Linked DNA regions of Homo sapiens: all the other regions are linked to region 3. The links are chromatin loops, found by intact Hi-C in ENCODE. Cell type or tissue: IMR-90. All regions are shown on one strand.

The links. A loop is a pair of places that touch in the nucleus more often than their neighbours do. Peaks named below come from ENCODE experiments on the same cell type or tissue, not always from the same donor. Only the 100,000 strongest peaks of a DNase experiment are listed, where the experiment ranks them.
Region 1: it touches region 3 in a loop (2.3-fold over the local background); 6 of 110 quality-filtered maps call a loop at or near these places.
Region 2: a loop joins it to region 3, with 9 times the contacts of the local background. A loop is called at or near these places in 12 of 110 quality-filtered maps.

Annotation. Positions count from the first base shown.
Region 1 is chr21:45,878,332-45,882,331 of GRCh38, forward strand. The region is part of intron 5 of PCBP3 (poly(rC) binding protein 3); the gene reads left to right. Among named protein-coding and RNA genes, the nearest start is that of PCBP3-AS1, 44 kb to the left of the region's middle. RefSeq lists an enhancer at 2,244-3,048. In IMR-90, a CTCF peak has its summit at 2,270 (motif pointing left); no DNase peak of the experiment used is centred here.
Region 2 is chr21:45,921,602-45,925,601 of GRCh38, forward strand. The region is part of intron 13 of PCBP3 (poly(rC) binding protein 3); the gene reads left to right. Among named protein-coding and RNA genes, the nearest start is that of COL6A1, 58 kb to the right of the region's middle. In IMR-90, a CTCF peak has its summit at 1,772 (motif pointing left); a DNase peak (open chromatin) is centred at 1,780; H3K27ac peaks cover 615 bases.
Region 3 is chr21:45,818,531-45,822,530 of GRCh38, forward strand. The region is part of intron 4 of PCBP3 (poly(rC) binding protein 3); the gene reads left to right. Among named protein-coding and RNA genes, the nearest start is that of PCBP3-AS1, 16 kb to the right of the region's middle. RefSeq lists an enhancer at 3,225-3,910. In IMR-90, CTCF peaks have their summits at 526 and 2,223 (motif pointing left); DNase peaks (open chromatin) are centred at 211, 571 and 2,241; H3K27ac peaks cover 488 bases.

The DNA of each region.
Region 1 (4,000 bases), 60 kb after region 3:
CTCTTGGCCTTAGACAGGATGCAAGTGCAGTAAGTTTCTGGCACTGTGGCAAAAGCCAGGCCCTGGTCAGAAAGCCCTGGAGATCACAGAGAGGGGCGAGTTTGAAAAGGGGATTTCATGAAGTTGTGTGTGCATTCCTGGGCACTGCCTGCCCTCTCTACGTCTGGGTCTGACCACAGACAGTACAGCAAAGGCTTTGACAAGGGGACTGCAGGGTTGATGGCCCCCAGGTCCCAGCCGGGCACTGGGTGGCACACACGTGGCACAGAGCTAAACAGCGGTGCAGAAGCTCTCAGAACAGAACAGACATTGGAGCCACAGCCCACAGAGGCTTTGGAACTAACTAGAACCACTGCCCGATAAAATAAAAATGTCGTGGTTCTGCATAAGATTTAAGTGATAACTGGAGTGTTACGACAATATTCAAACAGACCAGAGGACAACTCGACGTCCGTACTCAGCATAGGAAGAAATAGGAACCCTCAGCCTCTCCAGCTGGGAAATGAGCAACACACACCAACCTGGGATCCTTCCTGGTGGAGGATCCACAAGATCTTCAGAGCAGCTGCGCCACCGTGCTCCAGGAGGAAGGGTGAGCCCTCTCAAAATGAATGGAAAAATAGGAACTCTACGCAGGGAAAGCGAAGGTTTTGTTTGTTTGTTTGTTTGAGTGAGACAGGGTCTCACTCTGTCACCCAGGCTGGAGTGCAGTGGTGCAATCTCAGCTCACTGCAGCCTCCATCTCCCAGGCTCAAGCGATCCTCCCATCTCAGCCTCCCAGCAGCTGCAACCACAGGTGCAGCCACCACACCTGGCTAATTTTTAAAATTTTTCGTAGAGATGAGGTCTCTCTGTGTTGCCCGGGCTGGTCCTAAACTCCTACACTCAAGCGATCTGCCTACCTCAGCCTCCCAAAGTACCGGGTTTACAAGCGTTAGCCACTGCGCCTGGCCAAGGAAATAGATTTAAAGAATAAAATGGAAATTTTAGAACTAAAAAATCTAATAACCAGAATGAAAAATTCATGATGTAGACTCAATAACAATGGAAGTGACAGGGCACAGCGTCAGCAAACACGAGGACAGCTCAGTACAAATGATCCATGCCGAGTGATAGAAAAAGGACTGGGAGAAATGAATGGAGCTTCCGAGACCTGCAGACAATGCAGACACCACAGTACACGTGGTTTTTATGTGCACATGGGATGTTCCCCAAGGCAGGTCATATTCCATGTAAAAAACTAAAGCCTAACAAATTTAAAATAATTTAAATCATATAAAATGTATTTTCTGGCCACAGTAGAATTAAACTATAAATCAATAACCAGAGATAACTGGAAATTTTCCAAATACTTGAAAATCAAAACACACACCTCTAAATAATGCCCTAGTCAAAGAGGAAGTATAAAAAAATTAGAAAATACTTTGAAGTAAGAGAAAATGAAAAAAAACCTATAGGATACTAGTAAATCAGTGCCTCTAGAGAAATTTATAGCATGACAGCATCCATTAGAAAAGAAGAAAGGTCTTCAAACAATAATGTAAGCTTCCACTTGAAGAAACTTTAAAAAAAGAAAACAAAACAAGCAGAAGGGAGTAAATAATCAAGACCCAAACCCAATGAAATTAAAAACAGAACTAAGCCTCTTCACATTGGAGTAGTTCAAATAAAGGAAGGACAGAAACAATCATGGGTTTCAAGAGCTTGCAAAACGGTGGCAGTTCTCTGCTGTCTGCGTTTGTTGTGTGGCGTGAGAGTCCATCCTGGTTTCGTGGCATTTTTCTCTGCATCCTTTTTATTGACAAGACGTTCCTGTCGTGAGTGGTTTTCCTCTGGCCTCTTCTGGGAGCTGGTGGATTTGCAAGTCACGGCCAGCCTTCGAAAGCAGGACTGTTGCCTGGTTCCCCAGTTGCCCTCCTGGAAAGCTCTACCCTGCTGGCCCTGGGCCTCGGAGGGGAGGGGAGCGCCTGGGGCGCCGCGGTCCTGACCCCACACAACTTCTTCTGCCATGGCCCAAACCCAGCCCTGTGCCGCCTCTGTGGGCCACAGGGACCCCCACAGCAGACCCCCAGCAAACCCTCAGTGACTGTCTGAATGAAAAACGCAGGAGTGGGTGGTGTGGGAGAAAATAGGATTACGGTGCTTCTGAGTATTGAGTTTAGAAATCGCTGAATTTCAGAACGTTCCACGAGGCCGTGGAAATTGAGCTGGGCTCAGTGCTCATGGTGTGAATCTGTCTAATCCTTAAATACATACTGCGCCCCCTTGTGGGCCAAGAGTGGTGCTGGGAACTGGGGATTCAGTGGTGAACGGAGGAGACACGTGTGCCCTCTGCCCTCTCGGTGCCAGGGTGGCCCCAGGTGACTGCAGCAGGGCCAGGAGAGACGGGGTTGTAGGTACAGCCTGGTAGGCAATACCCTCCAGAAGAAGGTCCTGATAAGTGGGTGGGAGAACTCACCCTGTCCCTGCCACGGAAGCCAGGGAGCCAGCGGGAGGGCAGGGAGCAGTGACAAACAAGACCAAGGGGGTAGGTGCTGGGCTCTGGACGGGAGGCTCAGGGCCGGGGTTAAACAGCACAGCAGTGGGAAGGTACCCAGGGGCTTCAGCACGGGGTGAGTCCAAGCTTAGAAGCTCACTGGCAGCGTCAGGCAGCTCATGCCCAGCCAAGTGCTCCTGAGTGGACATGCCTGGGCCAGCTGCGGGCCACAGCTGTGGCTGCTTTCCTGGCTGGCCTTCATCAAGCTGAGCGAGTTCCCCTCTATTCCTGTTTTTTTCTGAGCATTTTAATTTTTATCGTGAGTTGGTATGGAGTTTTGTGACAGGCTTTTCTGCATGCATTGATATGATTGTGTGCTTTCTTTAGTCTGTTAATAAGGTAGATTACACAGACAGATTTTCCAACTCTGAGCCAGCCTTGCATCACAGGAAGAATGGTTATAGCATGTAATTCTTGTGGTATATTGCTGAATTCTATGTGTTCATGTTTTTTGTGTGTGAAATTATTAAATCAAGCTAATTAACATATCCATCACCTCACATACCTTTGTTTGTGGTGAGGTTCGAGTGATCCTCCCACCTGTCTCCCAGGAGTTGAGACCACAGGTGCACTCCACCACACCCAACTAATTTTTTCAACATTTTGTAGAGATGGGGTCTATTTTGCCCAGGCTGGTCTTGAACTCCTAGACTCCAGTGACCTGCCTACCTCAGGCAACAGCCTAGGCAACATAGAGAGACCCCATCTCTATAAAGAATTTAAAATCACTCTCAGCAATTTTCAAGTATACATTGTTCTTACCCATAGTCACTGTGCCACACAGCAGCTCCCCAGCCTGTTTGACTCCCGTCTAACTGAACTTGTGCCAGTGACCAACAGCTCCCATTTCCCCCAACCCCCCGCAGTCCCCGACAGCCACCTCCCACCCTCTGCTTCTGTGAGATGCACTTTTTTAGATTCCACATGTGAGATCATGCAGTATTTGTCTTTCTGTGCCCAGTTCATTTTACTTGTTATAATGTCCTCCAGGTTCATCCGCAGTGACACAGATGACATGGCTTCTTTCTGTGTGTATGTCTGTGTGTGACATTTTCTTTATCCGTTCGTCTCTCTATGAACACTTAGGCTGATTCCACCATATCTAGGCTGTTGTGAGTTGTGCCACAATCAACACGGGCCTGCATGTGTCTCCTCACTATAGTGACTTTGGGTATATGCCCTGAAGTGAGACTGCTGGATCCTGTGGTGGTTCTATTTCTAGTTTTTTGAGGAACTTCCGTACCGTTCTCCATAATGACTGTACTAAGTTTCCCATCAGCACTGTACAAGGGTTCCCTTTTGTCCACCTCCTCACCAACACTTAGCTTTTGTCTTTTTGATAATAGCCATTCTAACAGGTATGAGCCGATATCCCATTGTGGTTTGAATTTGCATTTTTCTGGTGATTAGTGATGTTGTGCACTTTTTCATATACCTGTTAGCCATTTGTATGTCTCCTTCTGA
Region 2 (4,000 bases), 100 kb after region 3:
GCTCAGGAGTTTGAGACAAGCCTGGCCAACATGGCGAGACCCCGTCTCTACCAAAAATACAAAAAAATTTAGCCAGACGTGGTGGCACACGCCTGTAGTCCCAGCTACCCGGGAGGCTGAGGCGAGAGGATTGCCTGAGCCCGGGAGGTGGAGGTTGCAGTGAGCCAAGATCATCCCTCTGCACTCCAGCCTGGGCGACAGAACGAGACCCGTTTCAAAAAAAAAAGGAGTCATCGGCACTGATCTGCCTTCGCCTGCTTTTCTCCAGCTCCTCACACGCCACATGCATCATTTTACCCACGTCCTCCTCGAGGCTTACTGTGCTCTGGATGTGCAGGTGTTTTGAAGAGGCACAGAGCTGCTCGACAGGGTGAAGGACTTAGGAGGACTGAAGTCAGGCTCTCCAGTATGGCCACTCGGCAGCCCTGGAGACTATCCATGTGCCTCTGTGTGTCCTGCCTGGGTCAGACCAAGTGCAGTTTCAGAAATGAGAAAGAGAAACAGCACCTGAGACCTGGGACCTGAGAGCAGAGCCGAGAGCGCCCACACCTGGACAGACTGCTTGACTCTCACCCAGCACGTCTGCACCTTTAATTACAGCGGGGAAGTTACACCAGGAAGGAATTGTTTTTTCTGGAAGAAATGAGTGAACTTCAAAAATACCCTCATAGGCCAGGTACAGTGGCTCTCTCCTGCGATCCCAGCACTTTGAGAGGCCAAGATGGGAGGATTGCTTGAGCCCAGGAGTTGGAGACCAGGTTGGACAAAAGAGCAAGACCCCATTTCTACAAAAAAATACAGAAATTAACTGGGTGTGGTGGCACACACCTGGAGTCCCAGCTACTCAGGAGGCTAAGGTGGGGCAGTTACCTGAGCTCCGGCAGTCGAGACTGTAGTGAGCAGAGATTGCACCACTGCACTCCAGCCTGGGCGACAGAGCAAGACCCTGTCTCAAAAAAAGAAAAAATACCCTCATATATACAAATCTTTATTTCTAGTCTTCCAGCTCTCCTAATCACTCCCTTACTTAACGTCCCCATCATTTAAAGGGGATGTTGAAAGCAAGCAAAAATAAAAACATGTTAGAGTTGACGAAGAGTTTGCCATGTAGGCGATTTTAGATGAGCCTTTGCACCAACCCTGTGAGGCAGATCTCAGGACCGTGGGGCCAGTTCCACACACGAGGAAGTGGAAGCTCTGAGAGGTGCCTTGGCCAGAGCTAATGAGCCAGGGAATGGGAGGGCTTGGCACAGCCGCCCAGGCAGCTGGACGTGAGTGGCAGATGTGCAGCAACGCTGGGAATCAAGCGGACACCAGTGTCTACTAAGAAGCTGGTTCTTCAGTGAAAGAGTCGTGGGGAAATTGTAGAAATGTGTCGTTGTAAGTGGGAGCCAGGGATGGGAGGCACGACCAGATCCTGTGCTGGATGCGGCCCTTCATCCCAGCTGTGCAATCCCCGGGACTCTGTCGGTGCCACGCATTTCCCCTGGACACATGAAGGGCACGCGTGGGCTCTTGTGACAATCTCATGCACTTGCAGAGATTTGGGCAGATTGTTGCAGAGTGCTTTCTCCTCCCACTTGTTCTGTGTCTCCCTCTGGAACCCTGTGGGGAGGTGGGTGAGGGGTCCCCTCACTGTAGTGAGAGAGTAGTCAATGCCGCATGCTCTGGGCACATGCCGAGGGGCCCAGCCTCTCTCACTCTGAAGCCTGGCACCTTCCAAGACCTTGCAGCTGCAAGTGGTGCAGCGGCTTGCCCATGGCCCCACCTGCTGTCAGAGCTGTGCTACTGCAGCCACTCCTTTCATGAAACAAGAGGCCCAGGCAACCCTCACTGCTGGCTGGAGTTCCATCTTTCCTTGCTTGGAACACCGCACCCTCTGCAGGGCCCCAGTGGCACGGCTCTCACATGCTGTTCCTCCCAGCTTGCCCTTCTCAGAACGAGACTTTGCATCTTTACAGGACCCTCGGGCGACTCACTGGCCCGTGGAGGTCTGAGAAACACTAGTCAGGAGGCCTGAGAAGGAAGAACATGCATCCAGTTGGAAGCCCAGGGGAGACATGGAATGGAGAGAGAAAATTCCAAGAGACACACAGAGAACCTTCCAAAATTAGAGAAACCATCAACAATTCCCAAACAGGATAAACAAATAATACAAATAAACTCGACCTGGAACAGTTGAGTGGATAGAAACAGCACACGTAAGATCGGGTGTGCACGAGGAGATGCGAACACCGGGAACAGTCGAGTGGGTAGAAACAGCACACGTAAGATCGGGTGTGCACGAGGAGATGCGAACACCGGGAACAGTCGAGTGGGTAGAAACAGCACACGTAAGATCAGGTGTGCACGAGGAGATGCGAACACCGGGAACAGTCGAGTGGATAGAAACAGCACACGTAAGATCGGGTGTGCACGAGGAGATGCGAACACCGGGAACAGTCGAGTGGGTAGAAACAGCACACGTAAGATCGGGTGTGCACGAGGAGATGTGAACACCGGGAACAGTCGAGTGGGTAGAAACAGCACACGTAAGGTCGGGTGTGCACGAGGAGATGTGAACACTGGGAACAGTCGCGTGGGTAGAAACAGCACACGTAAGGTCGGGTGTGCACGAGGAGATGTGAACACTGGGAACAGTCGCGTGGATAGAAACAGCACACGTAAGATCGGGTGTGCGTGAGGAGATGCGAACACCGGGAACAGTCGCGTGGGTAGAAACAGCACACGTAAGATCGGGTGTGCGTGAGGAGATGCGAACACCGGGAACAGTCGAGTGGATAGAAACAGCACACGTAAGATCGGGTGTGCACGAGGAGATGCGAACACCGGGAACAGTCGCGTGGGTAGAAACAGCACACGTAAGATCGGGTGTGCGTGAGGAGATGCGAACACCGGGAACAGTCGAGTGGATAGAAACAGCACACGTAAGATCGGGTGTGCGTGAGGAGATGCGAACACCGGGAACAGTCGAGTGGATAGAAACAGCACACGTAAGATCGGGTGTGCGTGAGGAGATGCGAACACCGGGAACAGTCGAGTGGGTAGAAACAGCACACGTAAGATCGGGTGTGCGTGAGGAGATGCGAACACCGGGAACAGTCGAGTGGATAGAAACAGCACACGTAAGATCGGGTGTGCACGAGGAGATGTGAACACCGGGAACGGTCGAGTGGGTAGAAACAGCACACGTAAGATCGGGTGTGCGTGAGGAGATGCGAACACCGGGAACAGTCGTGTGGGTAGAAACAGCACACGTAAGATCGGGTGTGCACGAGGAGATGTGAACACCGGGAACAGTCGAGTGGGTAGAAACAGCACACGTAAGGTCGGGTGTGCGTGAGGAGATGCGAACACCGGGAACAGTCGTGTGGGTAGAAACAGCACACGTAAGATCGGGTGTGCACGAGGAGATGCGAACACCGGGAACAGTCGAGTGGGTAGAAACAGCACACGTAAGATCGGGTGTGCGTGAGGAGATGCGAACACCGGGAACAGTCGCGTGGGTAGAAACAGCACACGTAAGATCGGGTGTGCGTGAGGAGATGCGAACACCAGGAACAGTCGAGTGGGTAGAAACAGCACACGTAAGGTCGGGTGTGCGTGAGGAGATGCGAACACCCGCAGGTCTCTGTCTCATTCCACTAGAGGGAGAAGACACTGAGTGTAGACTCTCAACGCACATGTTAAAGTTTCAATGACCACTAACAACAAAGAAGTCCGATATGTAACCTCTGTGACAGGAAACAAGTGAGGGGAAAAATTATTAATCCAACAGAAGAAAAGGAGTGAAATAAAAAAGAAACTCTGGAAAAGCAGGACAATTAGAAAACAAGTGTCAAAAATTAGTCTAAATATGTGGATGATTGTGATCAAAGTAAAATTATGAAATTCCAGTTAAGAAGCAAAGGCTGCCAGACTATATTTTTAAGCTGAACAAATAGGCAAGCAAACAAGCAAAAAATAATTTTTTTGTTTTTTTTTCTTTCAAGAGACACAC
Region 3 (4,000 bases):
ATTTGCAGAATGTTTTGTAAGAAACTGCCACAGTTTTGTAAGAAACTGCCAAACTACCTTCCCAAGTGGTTGCATCACTTTGCAAACTAAAATCTCTCTAACCGTGAGATCTATTAGTCATGCTCCTTGGTATTTACTCAAAGGATTTGAAAACTTCAGCCTACACAACAACCTGCACACAGATGTTTATAGCAGCTTTGTTTATCATTGCCAACACTTGGAAGCAACCAAGACATCCTTTAGTAGGCAAATGAATACACCAGTGGTGCATCCAGACAGTGGAATATGATTCAGCACTACAAAGAAATGAGCTGTCAAACCATGAAGTGATGCGGAGGAACCTTGAATGCGTGTTACTTAGTGAAAGAGGCCAGCCTGAAAAGGCTGCATGCTATACGATTCCAACTATATGACATTCTGGAAAAGACAAAACTATAAAAATAGTATAAAGATCAGTGGTTGCCAAGAGTTGGGCGGAGAGATGGATGTGTAGGTGGATCACAGAGTACTTTTACTACAGGGAAAATACTCCGGGTGATGCTGTAATGGTGGATGCGTGTCATTACACATTTGCCCAAACCACAGAGTACAGCACCGAGCGTGAGCCCTGCTGTGAACTCTGGACCTGGGGGGTGGTGATGTGCCCACATGGGTTTGGTTGTGACTCATGTACTGCTCTGGTGGCGGGCTGTGGGGGATGGGCCGTGGGGGATGGGGGTATATAGGAAATCTCTGTGTTTTGTGCTCAGTTTGCTGCTCTAAAAAATAAAACCTAAACAAAGCAGTCGGAGTCCCTGAAGACTGTCCTGTGACAGAGCAGGAAGGGCTCCCTTAGCTCTGAGGGAAAGCGCTGGTTATGTATTTGCTCTTCTCCCAAGAACACACAGTCTAATTTTGATCCTCTTTACAGACGGGATGAAGGGCATGTTCATCAAGTAAGCGGATGCAGGTGCAGAGACCACACCTGGCACGACACTGCCGTTGGGCACCCCAAGGCCGAGGCCGGCAGCCACTGTTGTCCCCAGAGTCCATCTGGTTTCTAGAGTGGAAAATGGAAAGGGGTCAAACCGCCCACGCAGCCCTGAAGTCCTTGATGGTAGTGTAGATTCTACAGTCTTCCCCAGGTGCTATCTTGGCTGAGGTGGGGAAGGCTCCTGGGGACTGTACTTGGCCTTTTCTGCCTTAATATCCTGCTCAAGGCCGGGGCCAGAGGGCTTGTCTGGCAGCTGCTGGGCGCCTCTGTCCAGTGCTGTACCAGAACGTCTAGCAGATGGGTGTGCGGGCACAGGGCCTCTGCCAGATGGACTCGGGCCAAGCTCCGTCTGTCATGTTAATTGTGGGTCCATGATGGTGTCTGAGTCCCCTGGAGTGGGCAGGAGCTCAGGCCCCAGACCCAGCCATTGTCTGAAGGTCCAGGGCCTGGCCACTCACTCTGCCCATCATGCTGTCACTCCAGGCAGTTACTCAGGCCCGCTGGGGAAGGTGGGGTGAATGTTTGCTCTACACCGCAGGACTGTTGCGGGTCTTCCCTGGAGACTGGGTCTCCGTTTCAGCCACTGGCTCTGACCCATGGACCAGCTCAGACCTCATCTCCTCTGAAGGGAGTGGCGCTGGCCTTTTCCTGGCTCTCGGCTATGTGTGGGATGATGCTGGCCTTCTCCCGGCTGTCAGGTGTTTTTGGTGTGTCCATGTCAAGTGTATCCGTCCTGGGAACACCCAGTCCGGCTGCCATGGCAGTGGGCACCACGGGCCAGCACACCTTTGCTGCCTGTGAGGTCGTTGCGCCTACCTGGCCCCATGGGCCCCATTTTATCTCGTCGCTTTGCTGTCTGGGAACTTTGTCACCCACGGATAGGAGTGCCAGGCCCAGGAGGATGTCACGCAGTGTTGGCACTTCAGCTTGGCTGCTGTTCTCCCACAATCCTTGTGAGGGCCTGTGATGACCCAGGTCAGGATAGGACAGGTGGCTTGGGTTCTGCGGGCCACACGGTCTGCAGTGTGCGTGGCCTTGACCTGGTGCTGGAAGGCAGCTGCAGACCACGAGTCAAGGAGGGGGTGAGACTGTGCTCCGGGGAAACGTGGATTGTGGATATGGGCAGCCAGCGGGGCCTGCAGACCCCTGGGTTAGAGCCAAGCCCCAGAGGCACCTTGGTTTCTGAGAAGCCAGAGGAGGGAGTTCCTGGGACCTGGGGGATGACCATGGACCTCTGCTGCCACCTCGTGGCAGGGCTGACGTATCTGAGCCACGTCCTTTTCTCCCGGTTTAGAAATATCCTGGTGGGAGGCGCTTTTTCATCCTTGCAGCAGACAGGCAGCTCTGTTGGCCACACGATCTGGGCTGTGTGCCCCGCCTTCAGCAGAGGCCCTCAGGACCCTGCGGGATACAGCCTCGAGAGGACAGAGCCTCAGACTCTGAAGGCCACAGCAGTGATAGCACACCTGTGTCTGAGGAGTGCGTTCTGAGAGGAGACCCGGCCCCTCGTCCTTGTCCATCCATGTGGCTTCTGCAAAGCACCCTTGTCTTGCAGAGCCAGCGAGCCTGGCGTTGTGACCTGGGCTAACTTGGTACCTTTTCTCTTTTTAGAGGCAGAATCCTTTCTTGAGAACAGCATCTTTCAACTCTTGACCTGCTCCCCCTTCCCGGTTCCCACTTTTTGCCTGGCAGGCTGGGAGGGACCCCCTCTCCTGTGCAGCCTCTCCCTAATCCTGGATTCCGCAGGGGCTCCAAGACCCTCAGGGTCGCCAGTGACTCCTGGGTCACACTGGCCCAGCACACACTGAGCTCCAGCCTGATGTCCAGCCCAGGAGGTCCTCAACTGAGGTCCAGTACCCCCCTGCACCACGCTGTGGGCCCCGCACCCTCCCCCAACTCTTTTCTACAACACTCTTCCCCCTGCACCGTGCTGTGGGCCCCGCACCTTCCCCCAACTCTTTTCTAGAACACTCTTCCCCCTGCACCACGCTGTGGGCCCTGTGCCTTCCCCTAACTCATTTCTAGAATACTCTTCCCTGCCTGCACCCTGCTGTGGGCCCCGCCCCCTCCCCTAACTCATTTCTAGAACTCTCTTCCTCACCTGTCTCCCTGGTTCTTGTTCTGGCTTCTCCACGGGACCCTCCTGTCCTCCCGTGTGATGCTGACTGCTCGTGACATGTTGCAGCCTGTCTCTGCTCCCTTCCCTGCTCTTGTCACTTCTTGCTGGTGCTCTGTGGCTGTCATGCAGACTGGGGTTGGGGTTCTGTTCCCTCTACTGTACTGGAGCTCCAGGTCATGGGAGGCAGCAGAGCCCAGCCCTGGCCCTTCGAGCTTCCGTCCTGCAAGCACCGGCAGTGTCAGGGAGGCACCGCCCAGGGGAGGCTCCTCCTTAGGGTGCATTGTCACTCGGCGTTTCCGACACCTGCTCTCATCATTTTCCTACCTTCTCTTTCCTGACAACTTAGCTATTTATCAGACCCCAAAATCATGAGCCTTGAGAAATGATATTCCACATGCTCATCCTCTGGAGGACACCTGGAACTGAGCTTGCTTCCCTGCTCACCCTGGGAAGTGGTTTCACAATGTCCCTCAACGTGTGACTATCACCCATAGCCTCCGGTATCTCTCTGTGTTCAGTGTGAGGCCATTTGCTCGTTTGACCCTTTTGAAGGTCAGGAGAAGCTGGCAGGACTCCTGCAGGCACAGGCACCGGCACCGTCATCCTGGGAGCCATCGGGGTCCTCAGCCCCCACTGCAGCCTGAGCCTTTCCTCTGGCCGCACTGTCCATTTCTTTAGCTCCTCTTTTGCCTTTTCTGGGGCCTTCTCCGGTGTTCTGCGTTCTTTTAAATGTTTCATGGTTAAAACTGGACACATCCCCCAAGAAGCTATAAATCAACCATAGCAAGAACTGATCTCTTTCCAGGTGACTATAAAAATGATTTTTTAAAAATGGTTCTTTAAAAATTGTCAGTTAAGCAGATAACAGACCCAAGACAGGGCCAGGAGAGTGAGGGGCGGATATGGCA